Regions from separate parts of the Mus musculus genome. Here region 1 is linked to region 2. The links are chromatin loops, found by intact Hi-C in ENCODE. Cell type or tissue: left cerebral cortex. All regions are shown on one strand.

Region 1 (2,500 bases), 400 kb before region 2:
TAATAGAAAGTATCATATGCAGAGGGAAGGGGCTCTAAAGCTGAAAGAGAAGGGAGAAAGTTTGAAAAGAGTGAGGGGACAACAGGAGGCAACTGACCAAGCAACAGAAGGCTCATTGAGGCAGTAAACTTTGAGTTCTTTTTGACACCAGTCTGAGTCATTTTTCTACTTTTCTTTCACTGCCTGGTGAAAAAGAAAACTGCTTAGTGGATCCAGAGTGAAGGCTTGCTTAGTTATGCCATGCTGGAAGATATGGTGAGTCCTTGGGATACTGCAAGTGGACTGTGAAAATCATGGAATGAAAACAGACACATAATGACAAAGTGTGTATTGATAATGGTAACTGGAGAACGTGTGTGTATGTGTGTATGATATATATATATATATATATATATATATATATATATATATGACAGAGCCAAGAAATCCCTTTGTCCAGGGTGACCTTGAACTCATGGCAATCTTTTTGCTTCTGCCTCCTGAGTGTTGGAGGAAATTACAGGTATAAGCCACTATGGCCAGCTCAAATTGAGATAACTATGTCTTTACCTTTACCTTTATATAAACAACCATTCCATAGCGCCTAAAACATAGTAAGACTTGGCAATAAAAGTTTGAGTTCTGTCCCCAGGACTGTGCTCTGGACTCCCTGCAGTTCTCTGTCTGAGACAGAGCATAGTGTAGATGGACTGGGTTGATTATAGGGTAAGGTGGAATATTTGAAAGAGGTGAGACAACCAAAAGGCCAGTGTGTCAACCTACATTTTTCTAGACAGTTCTATTGACAGTAAATAATATATGCCAACTTATTTTTATTTTGAAATAAATGTAGAGTTTAGAATAATTTTAAAGCTCCTGGAACAAATGTGTTTTCCTGAGAGCTGTTTTTCCTGTCCAGGTGATTAACAGGACAGTTTGATTTGACCCTTAAAGGAGGGGTAATGACATGTCTTTGTTCTTTTCCAGAAAAAAAAATTTACTGAATATTAAGGGTTGGGTTCCTAGAAGTTGGTTTAGGTAATTAATTAATTACTAGTGACCCTCTCAGCAGTTCAAGATATCCTCCCATGGCCAGAGACTTCATCTGGGCAGTAATTATAGGCCATGGTTTCATAGGTTGTTGGCTATGAGGGAGAGCTCTATTGTCAAATGCCCTTCAACCCTGTTACAATCTATGTGTAACTCTAACAGGTTCTGATCCTCTTCTGCCCTCCCCCTTCCCTCCCTCCCTCCCTCCCTCCCTCTCTCCCCCTCCTTCCCTCTCTCCCTCCCTCCCTTCCTCCCTTCCTCCCTCCCTCTCTCCCCCTCCTTTCCTTCCTTCCTTCCTTCCTTCCTTCCTTCCTTCCTTCCTCCCTCCCTCCCTCCCTCCCTCCCTCCCTCCCTCCCTCCCTTCCTTCCTTCCTTCCTTCCTTCCTTCCTTCTGAAGTTGGTCAAGGATGCCTTTTCTGCCTATTTGTCTTGATAAACCTGGTGCTCACTAACTGGATTGGCTAGAGTGGCTGACCATCTCTTCCCTCCCCCACCCCGCCCCCAGCACTGGCATTGTAGGTACTTACTGCCAGGCCCAACTTTTTTACCCAGGTGCTAGTGATCTGAGTTCAGGTGCTCATTCTTGCAAGGTGGGTGCTTTGCCTACTGAGTCCTTTCTCCAGACCCATTGTGATTCTTTTCCTTTTCAAATATATTTGTAATTATTCTTTAAAAATCTCATACATGTATACAATGTACTTTGATCACAACTTGATTAAATCTCTTAACCTTAGGCTTCATGCTAACCTCCTCCTATGGTTTTAAGTATATAATTGGTAGGAGTGATGTTATGATATGTAGTTATGAAGGTCTTTCTCTTGTTTTAGTTCTCAAATTCACAAACATCTGATTGCCTCTGCCTTTCAAGTGCTAAGATTAAAGGCTGAATTGGGACTCCCTTTATAGTTGAGACTGGCCTTAAATTCCTAAGTCAGCCTCCAAACTCCAATCTAGGTACTGGGATTGCAGGTATATACCACTACAGCAGGCTCTTATACACAGGCCTGTACTCTCAACATTCAATTCAAGGTCTGCCTGACAAAGAAAATACGTCACATATAGTGTAGTTCAGAAATGCAGATCCATGAAAAACAAGGAAGCATGTGAAAAGAGGATTAAACAAAAACTAAATAGGTCCCACACACACTTAATTTCAACAAGACTGTGGGTAGTTTCTAACACATGGGTAAATAAAACAAATACAGGGGGAGGAGGGAGGAACTCCGAAAATTGCTCTGACGAATCTGTATTTTGCAGGAGGCGGTATGATGTTACTAAAAAATGGGATTAAATTGGTTACAAAAGTGCATTTTAACCCAGGCAGTCCTTAGAACTGCCTTTCTGTCTTTCTTCCCTCCTGTTCGACTTCCTTTCTTCTTTCTTTTAAAGGAATCTCACCCTTAGCCCAGGTGGCCTGGGGCTCCCTTTGTAGACCTGGCTGACATTGAAGGCTGAGATTAAGGCCTAAGCC
Region 2 (2,500 bases):
TTTTTCTGGAAAAGAACAAAGACATGTCATTACCCCTCCTTTAAGGGTCAAATCAAACTGTCCTGATAATCACCTGGACAGGAAAAACAGCTCTCAGGGTTTCTCTGAGTAGCCCTGGCTGTCCTGGAACTCACTTTGTAGACCAGGTTGGCCGCCTCGAACTCAGAAATCCGCCTGCCTCTGCCTCCCAAGTGCTGGGATTAAAGGCGTGCACCACCACGCCTGGCCCATGGCAACTCTTATTAATGAAAAGATTTAACTGAGGCTGGCTTATAGTTTCAGAGGTTCAGTTCATTTTAATCATGGAGGGAAGCATGGCAGCTTCCAGGTAGACATGATTCTAGAGAAGCTGAGACTTCTATATCTTGATCAACTTCTACATCTTGGCAACCAGAGGACTATCTTCCGAATTGATCGGAGACTTATCACAGGAGACATCAAAGCCCACCTACACAGTGACACACTTCCTCCAACAAGGCTACACCTCCCAATAGTGCCACACACTATGGTTATGCAGCCAAACCACCACGTGTGCTTTCCAACATATCCTGGCACTGTGCCAACAATTGAATCGATTATGAAAAACAGCATTCATCGTTTAACAGTAGCTTATATCTCTTTTCTCAATCTTAGAGAAAATACTTATTGTTCCTGTTCCTTTTGTGAAACTTAATAGTTTTTATCTTTGAAAAGATTTAAACTACCAGTGTTGAGTCTTTTCAGAAAAGACTTGATACTTGACCACAATGTGTTAAACCTTAAGGGAACATAAGTGAAAGACTGATGCTTTTAAAAACTTGACATTTCAAGTCGGGTGGTGGTGGCTGCGCACGCCTTTAGTCCCAGCACTTGGGAGGCAGAGGCAGGTGGATTTCTGAGTTTGAGGCCAGCCTGGTCTACAAAGTGAGTTCCAGGACAGCCAGAGCTACACAGAGAAACCCTGTCTTGAAAAAACAAAAACCAAAAAAAACTTGACATTTCAGTATGCTTTTCTTGGTTTTGTTTTCAAAATTGCAGTTTGATGCCAGACATGGTGATATATACCTAAAGTCCCAGCATTCACAAGTCTGATGCAGGAGAATAGTTAGTTTCAGGTCAGACTGACTTATATAGTGAGACTCTGCCAAAAATATTTTTGTATAGTTTAGTATAAGCATACTTTTGCCAAATGTCTTAGCTTCTTTTTGTTGGGCTTTAAACAGACGAAGTTCCTAACTTTCCTCAAGCTGTGGCTCCAATAATGTGAAGAGGCAGTGATTAGAAAACACAGGAGGAAACAGATGTTTGGAAATTGTTTCATGAATGTCTCCTTTCTCTGTAGTTTCTCATGCTTCTATTTTGGATGAAATCATTTCAGTTTCTACTAAGATTCCTGAATGTTTTGTCAGGGCAAATGTGTTTCATTTCCTGAAATTTAGATTAATACACTTTTAAATATTTATATAGCTTATGTTCTGTGCCAGGCAGTATCTTAAAAATACTTAAAAAATTAACTCAGCTATTTTTCAGGCAATTCCACAAGGTACTTTTCTTAGTTTACATATAAGAAAAGTGAGATACAAGAGTAATGAATAAAAGCCGGGCGTGGTAGCTCACGCCTTTAATTCCAGCACTCAGGAGGCAGAGGCAGGCGGATTTCTGAGTTCAAGGCCAGCCTGGTCTACAAAGTGAGTTCCAGGACAGCCAGGGCTATACAGAGAAACCCCGTCTCGAAAAACCGAAAAAAAAAAAAAAAAAAAGAAAAAGTAATGTTTTCTCCTTGCAGTTGCGGGACACACCTTTGGGAGACAAAGGTAGGGAAGTCTCTAGGTTCGAGGCCAGTCTTGTCTATAGAGTTCCAGGACAGCAAGGTTACACAGAGAAACCCAGTCTTGAAAAGTCAGGGGAAAGAAGATTAATAAGTAACTTAAGATGCATAACAACTGGAGACACAGCCAGGAAAGCCTGTGTTTGGGATTGGCAGTCTAACAGAGTCTGGCCCAGGAGCCCTATGGTGGTGAAACACCGTGCTACTGTCTTTCAGTAAAAAGTATTCTGGATGACTGTTTATATAATATATAGAAACAATGCTTGAGAAGTTTTAAAATAAAATTTCAGCTCATGATAATACACATTGAAATGCCATGTAGAGAAAGCAAGAAATAAAGCTCTGGCAAAAAGAACATATAAATAGACGGTGGGTGAGTTTCACCACAATTCTGGAATGCAGAAAATGAATGTAGGGTGAGCAAAGTAAGACAAAGGATGAGAGTGGCTTCAGCATACTAAATATTAACTTTTTCTTATTCCCTCTTACAACTAAAGTAACAGTAAGAGACACTTTTATGTTTTCATAAGCATTTTACAGGTCATGGATTAATAATTTTCCCCAAATCATTTTGACATTCTAAGATTAAATGGTCATTTTCTTTAGTTTAATGGGTTACCAATACAACTGTAAGGCGTACAACCTCATGGGAAAGCTGCATAGATATATTTAGTGATTTCCTAGGTATGACAC

What was found. A loop is a pair of places that touch in the nucleus more often than their neighbours do. Peaks named below come from ENCODE experiments on the same cell type or tissue, not always from the same donor. Only the 100,000 strongest peaks of a DNase experiment are listed, where the experiment ranks them.
Region 1: a loop joins it to region 2, with 25 times the contacts of the local background. A loop is called at or near these places in 24 of 42 quality-filtered maps.

What each region holds. Positions count from the first base shown.
Region 1 is chr4:3,425,617-3,428,116 of GRCm38, forward strand. No RefSeq gene overlaps it. Among named protein-coding and RNA genes, the nearest start is that of Mir3471-2, 110 kb to the right of the region's middle. In left cerebral cortex, no CTCF peak of the experiment used is centred here; no DNase peak of the experiment used is centred here.
Region 2 is chr4:3,826,620-3,829,119 of GRCm38, forward strand. No RefSeq gene overlaps it. Among named protein-coding and RNA genes, the nearest start is that of Gm32823, 7.8 kb to the right of the region's middle. In left cerebral cortex, no CTCF peak of the experiment used is centred here; a DNase peak (open chromatin) is centred at 1,254.